3 separate regions of the Mus musculus genome follow, and regions 2 and 3 are each linked to region 1. Evidence: chromatin loops called from intact Hi-C (ENCODE). Cell type or tissue: left cerebral cortex. All regions are shown on one strand.

Region 1 (5,000 bases):
GTTTTATAGAGAGAAGCCTGTAAGTAGTCTCCCCAAGAACACAACCAGCGGACATGGGTGAGAGCCAGAGGTAATCCTGGCTTAGCCTGATTATGAAAGGTGTGTTAGTGCCGTCACACGTCTGTAGACTTGAAAGACTTGTGTTTCTTTTGGAGCACGGGATAGCTTTGCATTTCAAGCCCTAACTGATTTTATTTCAGTTGAATTGCTGAGGTTGTTAAGGAGAGGCAAATTGAACATCTACCGTTTGACTGAGTTGAGGAACCCTAACTCAGAAGCTCATACAAGACTCCATACTTCCAAGGGCCTCATCTAATTGGTTTTATATTGCTGAGAAAACCAAGATCAACTGTGGCCGTGGTGGAACCCTGTGCTCTGCATATGTGACAGTGGCTCTATGCTACTGCTGCAGGAGGAGAGACTATGGAAGACTCTCTCCAAAACTCTAGAAGTCATCTCAATAGCTGCTTGGCAGCTTTGTCTGGCAATGTGAAGTTGACTGAATGCCACGTAGCAAGCTTGTAGCTGTCTGTTTAATTGTCCTGCTTGAAATGGCACTCACCACAAAAATGTTAAGAAAATCCACATGTGAAAATTATGTGTTTATATTTGGTCCATTCTAAAGACCCTTTCAAATATACTCTTGGCATTAAAGACTGTGCAATAGCTGAAATCCTCTAAAAATGTATTAATATAAGTGATTTGTCTAGATTATGACTTCCCAGTGCATAGCTACTAACTCTAGAATTGGCACTGTTTCCTGTTGTTGCCAAGAACCATAAACAAACGTGGAGACTTGGAGACCAATTCCTTTCTATTAAAAACCATTATCTAAATTGATAGTATCAATATTGGAAGGACTAGAGAGAAAAACATCCATGTAATTATAAGTTATCACATGATTACTTTCAAAAACCCACAAATATTCATAATCATTTTCTCTTAAAAAATTATTTTGGAAAGTTTAAATATAAGCAGAATGAACAAATGTCCCCATCAGTTATTTTAACAGGCTATGCCCTGGGTCACCCTTATCCCTCCTGTGCCTTTCTACCCTTATTATTCTGAAGCAAATCTAAGTAGATATGTTTGTTTTTTCTTAACTTCTTGATACAGTCACACGTTATGTTCTTGTTATTTTTCAAGTAAATGACAGTGGGGTGACAGAGAGCTTGCCTTAGAGCTGGCCCTGCAGTCGTTCAGTGGTTTTTTGTTTTTGTTTTTGTTTTGTTTTTTTGTATTATTATAGTATCTGCAGGTTGAACAAGTTTCTCTTTTCTGCTTGGTTATTTTCTCATTTTACCTAGCCTATAATTATGTGTGGCGTGAGTGGCATTTATTTATTCTGCTGTAGAAGGTAGGCTGGGTAGAGCATTCTTCCAGGCGTGCCCTTAGAATAATGAGAGCTAACCCATCTCCATTAGCATCAGTCTTCAAAGGAGTCCCCTTGGCAGGCTCTTTCTTCAGCAGTGCAGACTCTCACACAGCATTTTAGAACTCCTCTTTTGTAATTGCTTTCAGAAATACTTGCAGTCACCCAGGAAACTGAGTCTCATTTACTTTGATCAAAACCAACCATTATCTAGCCAAAACAGTGCATTTAATCACCCATTCAAATTCTTGGACTTAACTACTCTGAGTAACAAACTCATTACTAAAAAAATTAAATCTACCAGCAAGCAGTTTTGACTACCAATGAACAGGACCTTAAAAAAATCCTAGAGGTACAGACTCTTTTAAAAAACAGTTCTCTGACTGCTGGGGCCAGAAGCCCTTAAGCTGAGGCAGGTCCACTAGGTTAGGGAAGAGATCAGCCCCTGAGTCAGAGAGGATGCTGAGCAAACAGGCTTTGTACAACCGTGTTCATTGCCTCAGAAAACTGACTTGCGCTACCAAAGGAGCTCTGCCTCAGGTCGTCCGGGAGATGTGGCACGGATCAGGAAGCCAGCCTCTACACGGGTGCTGTACAGTGGGCAGTGAGCTTGTCCAGGCCGACACATTGTGCAAGTGCTCTCTCAACTGCTCTTTCTTTACATCCAGTCTGTCACACAATATCTCGGGGAGCATGTGCCAGTGGCTCCCGTTCACCCGGCCTCCAAACCTGAAGAGACTCCAAGACCAATGGGGTGTTGTTTTGTTTTAATCCACACTAGTCATGGAAGTATTAAAGAGAGAAAAATACACCTTTCTCCTGGGACTGAGATTTTTATCATTTTAAAAACTGAATCATTTGAATAGAAAGATGAGTTCTCCCAGAGCTGCGACTCAGCTTCTCTGTGATAATTGCCATAAGGTAATTATTATGCAGCTTTATGTGTTCAAATGTATCCTCAGCTGAAGGACTTTCTGGCCCCAGCAGTCAGATCACTGCTTTGTTAAAAGCCAAGCATCAGTCCAGACCTTATAGGACAATGATTAGCCGTGTTTCTATGGTTTTGTACCATTTAGCCTGGCAGATCACCTATACCAGCAGTAATCTCCCTGTGGCTGGAGAGCTCTTGCCCTGTGGTCCCCCATGGGTTTCGTTCCTTGGACCAACTTAAGGGAAGAATGCCAAGAAGTCTCCTTTCAAACCCTATTCCATTTGGAAAGGTTTATGAGCCAGAGAAAACTGGGCTGGAGCAGAGGCGTGAAGGGAGGACCTGCCACCTAGTGGTCCAAGTTCTGAAACACACTCCTGACTTTTGGAAGGCAAAAGAAGCAAGCCACTTTGTGGAAAATGCCAGTAGGAGATCGAGGGATGTAAAGAATGAAATGCAGAGAGCCTTGTGAATGTCTCACCGGAGAGTGAATGAGAATGGTTCCAGGCTGCCCAAGAGCAGGGTGTATGACCTTCCGGTCTGCTAAGAAGGAAGAGCTATGGAGTTGGAGGACCGAGGTCACATTATAACATTGTAGCATGTGAGAACTAAAAGTAACCGCCCACGGGCTACATCAGTCTTGGATCTAGACTTTACCCCATCCCGAAGCTATGCACTAAGCAAAAACTAATTCTAGAATACAAGAAGAAATCTCATCTCTCCAGGGACCTGAGACAGGAACATACGTGGTCATGGGAGAATGACTGGACTATATTATAGTCAGAAAGGCTGGGGATAGCAGAAATTAGAGGTTAAGCAAGGTCTAAGAGTGACTGGCTAGCCACAGGCCTGTTGTTAGAGGGGCACGAATTTGGAGGACAGTCTGCCTTCCAATCTTTGCCTAGAGGAACCTGCTGTACAGCTCTTCCTGGGGAAAGATAACTAGACTAAGTGGCTCTCAACCTTCGTAATGCTGCATTGATTTTATACAGCTCCTTACATTACGGTGACCCCTCCAACGATAAAATTACTTTTCTTGATTCTTCATAACTGTCATTTTGCCACTGTGTAAATATCTGATATTCAGGCTATCTAATACGTGGCCCCTGTGAAAGGGCTGTTGGACCTCTCAAAGGGTCACAACCCACATGTTAATCACTACTGCACTAGACTATGTGTTGAGTTTGGAGATGGAACTGAAAAGAACATAGGTCCCTTCCAGTCTGACCTGAATTAAGGAATAGATCAGTTATTGGAATGGATTGAGAGTAATCACTCATCACTAGCAGTGGGTGAGTTAGGCCTATACAAGTGAACCAACTTTGCTTTGTTTTTCCCTTTAGGCAGAGCTCACAGTTTGGAGATGAAAAAACCTTTAATGACCCGTCGTTGCTGGACAATCTCCAGAATAACCACGTAAGTGACCTCAGTGCTATCTGTCCCTAGGAGGTGAGCACTAATGAATACGTCTCGGAATGAATTTCCTTCATGGTTAGTCCCCTCATGTTTTTACTTACATGATTTTTTTTTTAGATTTATTTTATTTTACATGTGTTAATGTCCTCAATGCCTCTGTGTCCAGATGCTTATATCTTTTTCCTAGATTTGAAGAACTCTCTGCTGTGATTTTACTGAGTCTATTTTTCTGTGTCCCCCACCCCAAATAGGAGGGGGATTTGGGGTACTGTTAGACTAAACAGAATTTAGATATTAAAACTAGAAGAAATTGCAGAATATATCGAGGACAGAGTTGGGGAAACCCTTAAGGAGGAACGAAAGCCTTGTAGATATAACAAATAGGGAGGGTAGAGCAGACCAGTGCAGAATGATCTCAAAGTGTTATATCAGCAGTCAAAATGTCTTCCTTGCTTATAGTGTTAGAGAATGCCTCTCTCCTTCCTCAGATAGCTATGACTTCGCTCTGTTGGTAAGAGAGCTCCTGCCCATCTTAGGACTGACTTACAACACAGCTGGGGTATCTACTGAAGTTAACTTACACCTGCATTTCTCCTGCCCAGACTGTCACAGCCCCTCTCATGCAGTGCTGCCTCAGATTTCTGCCCAGCTCCTGGTTTGTGTCTTAACTGATATGCCAGCATGCTGCCCTGGATTGCAAGTCACACCACCTCCCTGACTTCCGCCATCCCTCACCTACATCACTACTCTGCCTTGAGCGACTTTTTCTTTCTTCCTCCAGAGGCCATCTTTCATTTCTCCTCTGGGGCCTTATTATTAGTTCCATGCCGTTCGTCCCAGTGGAATTCTCCATGCTCGGCTCTTCATTAGCCTAGGACTTCTTCACATATCTATCTCCATCTCTCATGAACAGCCACATGTCCTGTCACCTCATATGACATTCACATATTCTCTTTACACACCTTAGCAGGCTGTGAATAAACAACGCTGTCACTATTGTCCCCTCTGCCTCCCTACGAGTCCAAGCAAGCTCCATGTGGCTGGGACCATCTGTGCTCTGTCCACTCTTAGCATAAGCAGTTTTTGTTTCCATAACCTAATTTAACCTTCTCCGTTGTTGCACTTTATAACGGGAGGTTATGCGAATATGGGAACACCTTATTTTCTTTATTATCTTGAATGACATTTCTCTCCAGAAGCCAGACATGAAGATGCTTAATATTTAGTGTCTGGGTTCTTTTCTCATCAGATCTGAGATGCTTACAGAAAGGATTCAGTCTTCAG
Region 2 (5,000 bases), 190 kb before region 1:
CATCTATTTATCAGTTGAAAGCCAGAACTGAAATATGCTTTTGCTAGTTGTGTTATCAGAAACATTAAATGAAAAAGATGTGTACATTATACACTCATGTCATAAATTAATAAGAAATATAAACTAACTATTATCAAATATGACAACATACAGCATAAACTCTGAGTTTTCTTTTGTGGCTGAAGAAACAGCAATTGGCCATAAAGCCTTCTGCGCTCATCCTGATAACAGCATTATCCACACTCTCTGAATGAGGAAATAACAAAACACTTACCGACCAGCATGCTTGGAAACAAAATGTAGTGGAATATTATTTGGTAATAAAATAAAGAAAATATCCATACACACTACAAAATGTATGAGCCTAAAAATACCATTGTAGTAAGTGAAAAAAAGCAGTCATAAAAATCATTTAATGTAAAAAAAAATCATTTAATGTACAGATTCATTTTTAAAGTACTGCATAGAATGGATAAATGTCTAGAATCAGAAAGTATGTTCCTATTTCAGTGGCTGAAGAAATAGGGAATGGGATTCCTATCAGAGGGATGAGACACATGAAATTATATGGTGATAGTTTTTGTACAGTTCAATTAATATGCCACAGTTATAACTATATTGTAAATACTTGAGTATTATGCAGAATGAATGATTTTACAACAAAGCTATTTTAAGGGTAAAGTGACTTTTTTCCCACATTACACAAGTAGTTGGTGAAGCCAGAACTAGGCTCCCTAATTTCTGAGCTGACACAGTTGCTATCTCCTGTGTTGCTGTTGGCTTTCCAATCCCTCTATTTTATGAACACATCTGATTCTGCTTTTGCACTTCAGTGTCTGTTTAGGTCTCTTTTTTTCTCCCCTCATTTCCAGCCTCCTCTGGAGCCCATGGTGTCCACACCCAGCTGTTAAATAGCCTACTTTGTAATGTTCACAACTCAGCTGTTTTATATTTCACTATACTGCAGTGACTGCTATTGATCTACTCCGTCCACCGAATGTTCGTGTCATAAGATGCTATGGGAAGTGTGGTCAGCAAGACTTTGGGGTAAAGATGACTTTAGCAGTGTGTGAGCAGTGGGTGGGAAACTATGAAACAATAGCTTGATTCTATCACAGACCTCGTCTCAAAGCCACAGAAACAAGAACCCAGCAAAGGCTACTAAACCCGATACTCTTCCCTGAGAGGCTGCCTTACAATGTGTGAGAGAGGCCATTTTCCAGATGACTTCCTCTCCTGTTACAGACTCTGGCTCTGGCTCCCTGCAAAGTGCAGGAGCTTCTCCATCTTCACTGTTTGAGACACTTGTCTTTGCCCTCCGATGGATTTCTCCACCCTCTTTCTCTCTCTTTTTTAGAGTTTCCTATTGTAAAAAGATAAATCATCTCATGGACTTCTATGCTTTTGAAAAGATACATGTAGACATTGAGATGTTTCCAAATGAAATAGAAGGTATAAGGTGAATGGCAGCTGACATTATTAAAGGATGTCTGAAGGAAACACATGTTCTCTTTCCACACGGTATGATCATGTTATCTCATTTTTTTCTAAATAAGGAAAGGATTCCTTGTTGTCAACCTCTAAGAACAAGATGAAATGTTATTTGGCAGTAGATCTTTCTTTTTCCAAGATGAAGATGTGAACTGCTGTTTGCATCACTTGAATTTATAAATTGGAGATACTTTTACAGCACAATTAAAAATCATGTTTTGTGGCTTTAAAGTAGATTTATTTACTTATTACCTAGAGATATTAATTTTCCAATAAACTCCAAGTTATTTGGGTAAAATGTGAAACTTTTGTAAGAAAACTGTAAATATTGGTTAGTTCAAGTCATTAGCCTGAGATGAAGTAGCAGCTGGTTTTGTGGCAGGACTTCCCTAAATCCACTGGGTGGTGATGGAGAGATGATATAAGGAGAGGTTAATTGTGAAGATGGAAGAAGAGGAACGGGAATAGCAGGAGAGCCCCAGGACACAGACACCATAGTGGGAGAACCACAAGGCGGAGCCTCTGCAACACTTGATTTCACACTCTAGTGAAGAGGTAAGGAACACCTGTAGTAGACATTAGACACCGGCTCCTCCCCCAGTATTTGTCTTTCTTCTTTCTAACAAAAGGATATTTTGATTTTTGTACCTAATCCCAATACCACACAATTCATGATATAGTTTTGCTCTTTTTTTTACATTTATTTTATTTTTTACGATTATAATATAATTACCTCATTACCGCCTTCCACCCATCACCAAGCCCTACTGTATAGCATTTCTTGCTCTCTTTCAAACTCATGATCACTTCTTCTATTAATTGTTGTTACATACATATATGGTTGTAAACACACATACACAATTTGTAAATACATATATACAACCTGCAAAGTCTATACAACACTACTTACATGCATGTTTCCAGGAATGACCACCTGGTACTGACTAAATAACTGTTGTACCTTTTGATCCCATCCCATTTGAAATGACATTCCATGTTACAATGTGCTTAGAATATCAGCAGAAGCAGAAGCTAATTAATTAATTAATTAATTAATGGGAGGGGGAGAGAGAAAGAGGGGGAGAGAGGGAGAAAGAGGGAGAAAGAGAGAGAGGGAGAGAGAGAGGGAGAGAGAGAGAGATCCTTATGTTCCTAAAAGGATTGGGCATCTTTCACATGTCAAAGACATGGACAGCCATGCTAGACTCCTGCCTGTAAGCAGGCAGCTTGTTCTCTACCCAGCCTCTACCACACCTTTATTATACATTTTTATTCAATAATGAAATTAAAGACTATAAGGTGTGCCAGGACACAAAATACCATTTTCATACTTATTTTTATTTCCTACAACAATAGAATGTTTATCAAATAAATACAATTACTGTGGCCTCCTATCATCTATATTAGCTATTTGATATGCATGGTTAGCAGGAACAGAAGTGGGCTCTAAGAGAATATTTAGCATAATAATACTAAACTAATAATCATTTAGGTAGGTAGCATCTAAATGCATCAGGGATTGTATTAAGCACTGTACATGGAGGTGGAGGAGGAAATCTAGCTAGGTAGATACATAGAAAATTGGATCACAGAGAAATTGAGTGTCACAATAATGGCGTGGGGACAAAGCTACTTCCAAACTTAGGCATGTCTGCTTAGGTTGTGGGAGGAGAGAGAGTTTTCATTTAACATATCATCCACAAGTTTATTTCTTTTTTAAGAAGTAATTCTTTAGTAGTAGTAGTAGTGTTACTATTATTATTATTAACGTATTCACTTTACATCCTGCTCACTGCCCCCTCCTGGTCACCTCCTCCCACAATCCCTCCCCCCATCCTCATCCCCTCCTCCTCTGAGATGGTACGGGCTCCCTAGATATACCCCTACCCTGGCACATCAAGTCTCCATGAAGCTGGGTGCATCCTCTCCCACTGAGGCCAGATAAGGCATCCCAGCTAGAAGAACATATCCCATGTACAGCCAACAGCTTTTGGGATAGTCTCTATTCCAGTTGTTTGGGATCCACATGAAGACCAAGCTGCACATCTGTTACATGTGTGCAGGGAGGCCTAAGTCCAGCCTGTGCATGTTCTTTGGTTGGTGGTTCATTCTCTGAGAGCCCCAAGGGTCCAGGTTAGTTGACTCTGATGGTCTTTCTGTGGAGTTCCTATCCCCTTAGGGATTGCAATCCTTCCTCCTATTCTTCCATAAGAGTCCCCAAGCTCCACCTACTGCTCGGCTGTGGGTATCTGTACCTGTCTAAGTCAGTTACTGGGAAGAGACTCTCAGAGGACAGCCATGCTAGACTCCTGTCTAAAAGCATAACCGAATATCATTAACAGTGTCAGGGATTGGTGTGTGCCCATGTTATGGGTCTCGGGTTAGGCCATTATTGGTCGCCCATTCCCTCAGTCTCTGCTACATCCCCAGTCCCTGCACTTCTTGTAGACAGCATAAGTTTGGGATGGAAAGTTTTGTGGGTGGTTTGGTATCTTTGAAAGACTAATGAGGCTTTTGTAAATGAAGAGGATGGGATGTCTAAGCAGCAGAAAATGGTAGTAGTACAGATTCTAAAATAATGGAAATGCAGATAACTGATAATCATGGTTGTGAGGGACCCAGGTACAGAAAAGCAGCACACGAGAAGGGGGAGGCCATGGGGGGCCATGCAGAGAAGTTTCGCATCCAAAGGAAGCAGGAAAGATAATGAAGGCAAAGAAACAAGGTTCTTGGAGCAGCTCATGATCAAGCCACATGAGGGGGGAGTGGGTGAGAGCTTGACAATAGATAAAAATTAAATTGCAGACACGCATAAAAATACATATATGTGTGTCATATACATAATACACACAGACAGACAGACAGACAGACAGATTTTACAGTGGCAGTAATAGAAGTGCAAAGAGGGCACTGGAAAGGTTTAGTCATCTGTTGAGCACAAGGTCAGTGGTGCCTGGGTAGCCTTGGAAACAACGCAGCTGGCATGGACACTTACATTTTAGAGTAAAAGTGGAAAGGAGTTAGGCTTTGTGTATTAGAGAACAAGACAGCAGAAGCTTTGCACACTATCCCCTGCAGGTGCTCATGGTTTATTCAAGCAAAGCTGCTCAAAATAACTAAGATTTGCAACCTACCAGGATTCATATGTCAACAAAATTTCCAGACAAATTCAAGGAATCAATTTCAAACTGAAAACTTTTCATTTGGCTAAGTCCAGATATGTTTTCTTTTTTAAAAAAAGAAAAAAATCCATTACTAGAAACACATAATTTTACATGAGGTTATTTCAATACCAACACTTAACGGGTGTTCTTAATACAAAAGGTGACTTGTTACATTGGTTAAATTTGGCTTTTTATTTCTACTTAGAAGCAAGTACTTCAATCTGCTTCATTGCCCCATCTTGCCAGAGCATTAAATGCTTCACAGAATGAAAACAGAAAAACCACAAATTGGCATTTTTAGAAACCACTGAAGTGAACTTTGCCTCCCGTAGAGATGTGGAGAGA
Region 3 (5,000 bases), 360 kb before region 1:
AACCAGCCAGTACAAAAAATACATAAATTTGTTAAATTTATTTAAATAAATAAGGTAATAAAACGTGATAGAGTGAAAACATTATTGTTAACACTTGACTGTTTAATATTGCTATGGTCCAAACATATGAAATACATATCTGAAAATGCTATGTAAATAAAACATACTACTTTGTATAGTTAACATATGCTAATACTAATAAGAATTTAAAACAACAAAAAAATTAAGATACCATTTCAAGGAGGCTGAAGAAACCAGTAGTTAAGAGTAGTTGTTATCCTTGCAGAGGACCCAGGTTCTGTTCCAAAGCACCCACGTAGTGATTCACAACTACAGTAACAGCTGTTCCTGGAGATCCTGTGCCATTTTATTACCACTATGGGTATAATGCATGGATGGGGTGCACATACATATATGTAGACAAAACAGTTATATTCATAAAATAAAATAAATAAATCTTAAAGCAATATTTTAAAATATGTCATTTGACAAACACTGGAATGGCAGTAATTAGTAGTAGTAGCAGCAGCAGCAGCATTTTTAAAACTTAACTACAACAGTAATGATATAAAGAACTTGGAACCCTGGTTCATTACAAGTGGGAATGCATGCAGTGCATTCACTATGTAAAATAATTCCACAGACTCATTAATAAATCAAGTATAGGACTGCCAAATGCTCAGGGGTATATAAAAAGGATTCTGAGAATGAAGCAAAGAGTAGACAAGAAGACATCGAAGGTTTCATCCAAATCTGACTCCAGATTCCATGTGAGAATCCTGTGTGCATTTCCCTTCACAAAACTTAATAATTAAGTTCTTCTGTATTTTCATTTAATATCTGTCATACCAGATTCCAAACTCAGGTGTAATCTGAGAGGATCTGAGGGGTGGGAGATACTAACAGGGCTTCAAAAAGTTCCCTCTTATGAAAGGATGGACCATCTAGAGTCTGCCATACCCGGGGATCCATCCCATAATTAGCCTCCAAACGCTGACACCATTGCATACACTAGCAAGATTTTGCTGAAAGGACCCAGATATAGCTGTCCCTTGTGAGTCTATGCCGGGGCCTAGCAAACACAGAATTGGATGCTCACAGTCAGCTATTGGATGGATCACAGAGCCCCCAATGGAGGAGCTAGAGAAAGTATCCAAGGAGCTAAAGGGATCCGCAACCCTATAGGTGGAACAACAATATGAACTAACCAGTACCCCGGAGCTCTTGTCTCTAGCTGCGTATGTATCAGAAGATGGCCTAGTCGGCTATCAGTGGAAAGAGAGGCCCATTGGTCTTGCAAATTTTATATGCCTCAGTACAGGGGAATGCCAGGGCCAAGAAGTGGGAGTGGGTGGGTAGGGGAGTTGGGGGAGAGGGTATGGGGGACTTTTGGGATAGCACTGGAAATGTAAATGAAGAAAATACCTAATTTAAAAAAAGTTCCCTCTTTTCTTACTTGAGAACTAGTATTAAATTTATTGTATTTGCAATCTTGTCATGATACCCCTTATGTTCATTCTTGTTTGTAGCCTCATTCCAATATGAAGTCTGCTAGTTTCCATTGTAGATTTGATGATTGGTCCAGAAAAATCATGATTTCTAGCCTGTTTCTTGGTGGAGCGTCTAAGTTTACCTATGACTAAGGTATTAGATCGAACATAATCTTTTTATGAGATTATAGTCTGATGCCAAAACACCAGAAGAATTGCTTAAGCCAGTTCTGAGCAGAACGCACCCCCACTACCCCATTTGCAAAAAACACTCTGCAAAATTTATTTCCTAAAGTAATTAAGTGTTCCATTGTCTCCAGCTTCGGCTTTTAGCTTATTAGAGTAAAAAACTGAAGAAAAATATTTTAATAGATTCTTCCTCTCTTGCTCATGAGCTCACTGACTTCCCTTGGAAGAACACAATGAATTCAGGCAACAGCATCCACCTGGGGCTTGGCGATGATGGTAGATTAGCAAGGATGTTACCAATGACTGCCCTGCTCTCCACTCTCCTTGCCCTACCTCACTGCCCACAGTCTGTCTCCATCTACCTCTGTCCTTGTCTCTCTCCCTTTCTCTAGCTATTCCATTTCTCCCTCCTCAATCATATAGATGATTCCCAAATCCCAATTCTTCTCACTCACCTAATTTCAAGCTAACTTAAGTGGTTTCATGTAGCTGTTCAAAACACCACAGATGTTAGGGAAATCACCAACTTACTAGGGCAGCAGCCGAATTTTCCTCCCTAAAAGTTAATGTTTTCTACTCTGCCAAAACCCAGCAGAGGGCATCCTTCCATTTCAGATCCATGAATCGTGCAGAGGAAACCCATCTTAGTGCACTGTAATGCCACTGATGCTTCTTCATCGAGATTCAAACAACAGCTGCTTGGGTTTGGAGGAGAGTGATTGCACAAGTTACTCAGAACTTGACTCACTCCTTCCAGGTGCAGAGCAGCATTTTACAATCCAGAAGCACCAGAGTTACCCCTGTGGCCTTTCTCTCCTAGATGCTGAGTGTGCACATAAAGAGATCAGAGGGAAAACTCAACTGGGAAAGAGCCAGGATCCTGACCTCATTTGTAGCAATCACCTTCTGTCCCTCCAACTGAAAAACAAATGGCGAGACAGGTATCACAGCCTGGTGCACTGCCTCACTAGCATGCACAGCTTAGGTATTCTGGATTCTGAATGCAATAGAATGGATCAAGAACAGCATATGAGCGAAGCTCACCTTATACCTGATGTTGCCCGAAGCTGTCCATTAACTTTATACAGTTCCACTGAAATTGAACTTACACAGTAAGTTGGGAAATTTTTACATTATCAGAATGCTTCCCTAGTTAAAAGCAAATTTCCATCTATCTTTGTTGCCTGTTGCTTTCTATTATTGTATTTTAAAATGGAGTTTTATGAGTCCCAGATTGGCCTCAAACTCACTATGCAATTAAGGGCCTTGAAATTCTGCATCCTCCTGCTTCCTCCTCCCAAGTGTAAATGCTAGAATTTCAGACCTCTACCATTGTACCCAATTTATGCAGTAATGAGGTCTTTGTGCACACTAGGCAAGCACTCTGCCAACTACATCCTCAGCCACAGTCTGTAATCCTTGTAAGTTATGTTCTCCAGGTGCCTGAAAAGATCTTCACCTCATTTGTAGCAATCACCTTCTGTCCTCCTTTGTCTATGGAGGAAGTCAGAGAAAGAAGAAATAGATATAATGAAGCTACATAACCAAGTCCTGTAGCCAATCTAAGTTCACTAGAACATCTACTCATGTCAAGCCCTATTCTAATTGCTATTAGGACACAGTAAAATCCCGTTACTCAAGGGAGTCTTACACAAAGCAAGAGTTCAGAATGTCCGACAGAGCTAACCCAGACTCATTCTCCTTGGTCAGCTATGTTACTTGAATCCAAAGCTTTTACTCATCAGAGCAGGTATTTAAAACAAGGCTGCCTGAGCCCATCGTTTTCTTCTAATCCAGCAGCCACAGGAGGGCTGAGAGTTGAGTATCCTAAGGATCAGACATATGCCAAACTGAAAGCTGAGAAGGCAACATCAGGTGTCACCATCACTGTCCTTATCCTTAACACCACTCTCACAGCCACTATTATAGTTCTGGAACCTAAGAGTAAATGGTGAAACACACAGATAGAAGATCAATACTTCAAGTCAAAAATCCTCCATTTCAAAATGCTGTGCTTTTTCAGCTCTGATTAAAATGAAATTTCATGTCACCATAGCTATGTAATCATGGATTCTTGACATTTACCTTTCCATTTAATAACTATGCCTGTAGTCAGTCTAATAGACACAAGTTCCCTGAAGCAAATCAGACATCTCCCAGATATAGATTTTTTTTTCTTCCTCAGTCCCTCAATGTTAAAAGTTAAGATCAGATGCCGAGCATGATCAAGACCCAAGCATCCTTCTAAGGTTTGAAAATCTTTGATCTCTGATAAGGGATCAGTTGGCTGGCTACACGACTCAGTGGTTGCTATACCTTTAGGCTTTTTGTTCTCATCCTGGGGTGTCTTACCCAAGTGTGTTTGGAGATCAAGGGTGTTAAGGACACTAACAGTGTTATTCAAGGAGCAAGAAGGAGGCAGATTTGTTGCTTTTCTGGAAATTGGATTCTCTCTGCTTATTGCTTTGTGTGAATCTAAGTCACACTCCCATTATTAATAAACTCAAAAATGATATTAAACAATAATTGGATATAATTTTGGCTCCAGACTTCATTTCAGTCATGTCGTATTTGTGTCATTGGGCCAGAAATTATTTGATTATTTGAATATGGAGAATTAAAATTTACAAATGTTTCTCTTAAAAATACTCAAATTTTGATTTACACTAAAAAACGTAGTTCTATCTTGGGTCAGTTTTTAGAAGTCAAAGTTAATTGAGCATGTCAGGAATGTACCGTTATTCAACAAAGCAATTTCACACTGACTTCATCTCACTGTTATTCTGCAAGGATGAACGACACAGCAGCACATCATTTGGAATAGAATAAGAATCCAAACCCTTAGGCCTGAGCTCATCCAAACAGCAAATGTCCGAGTGGTCATGTCACAGGTCATCTTTTCATACAGTTCATAGGTGAGACATACGCAAAGGCAGTTTTCTTCTGTGGTATACTTACCCCAAGATAATGGCCATCAATGAAGACAACAGGAAGGGAAGGAGCTTCGGAGACTCTCCTGCACCGTTCATCCAACTCTTTCCCATAGTCACCGTTTAGAGCTATGTTTTTCTCTTCAAACTTTACTCGATGGTTTTGGAAGATCTTTCTAACCAGTTCGCATCTCTCGAAGGTCGTCCTCACCACACGAAGGCAGGTTGTATAAATTACCACACGGTCAAATTCCAGGTCAGCTGATGGCTGCTGGAAGGAAAACATTGAGGTGTAGCTATGCTTGCTTTACTGTCTTGGATTTTACTGTGTGTACACAGTTTGAATTAACAGCTTCGGGTAAGTGTCTTGTACATTAAAGACACTCACAAA

Evidence for each region. A loop is a pair of places that touch in the nucleus more often than their neighbours do. Peaks named below come from ENCODE experiments on the same cell type or tissue, not always from the same donor. Only the 100,000 strongest peaks of a DNase experiment are listed, where the experiment ranks them.
Region 2: it touches region 1 in a loop (4-fold over the local background); 11 of 42 quality-filtered maps call a loop at or near these places.
Region 3: a loop joins it to region 1, with 12 times the contacts of the local background. A loop is called at or near these places in 17 of 42 quality-filtered maps.

What each region holds. Positions count from the first base shown.
Region 1 is chr5:67,749,729-67,754,728 of GRCm38, reverse strand. It overlaps Atp8a1 (ATPase, aminophospholipid transporter (APLT), class I, type 8A, member 1), which reads left to right. Exons shown (of 37, transcript NM_001038999.2): 16 at 3,644-3,716. Among named protein-coding and RNA genes, the nearest start is that of Gm46914, 49 kb to the right of the region's middle. In left cerebral cortex, a CTCF peak has its summit at 2,658 (motif pointing left); DNase peaks (open chromatin) are centred at 1,513, 1,878 and 2,636; H3K27ac peaks cover 632 bases.
Region 2 is chr5:67,935,561-67,940,560 of GRCm38, reverse strand. 4930425K10Rik (RIKEN cDNA 4930425K10 gene) reads left to right here. Exons shown (of 4, transcript NR_038182.1): 2 at 1,874-2,046; 3 at 4,861-5,000. Among named protein-coding and RNA genes, the nearest start is that of Gm5108, 3.6 kb to the left of the region's middle. In left cerebral cortex, a CTCF peak has its summit at 1,882; a DNase peak (open chromatin) is centred at 1,953.
Region 3 is chr5:68,110,192-68,115,191 of GRCm38, reverse strand. It overlaps Grxcr1 (glutaredoxin, cysteine rich 1), which reads right to left. Exons shown (of 4, transcript NM_001018019.2): 2 at 4,638-4,880. Among named protein-coding and RNA genes, the nearest start is that of Grxcr1, 81 kb to the right of the region's middle. In left cerebral cortex, a CTCF peak has its summit at 2,277 (motif pointing right); DNase peaks (open chromatin) are centred at 335 and 2,297.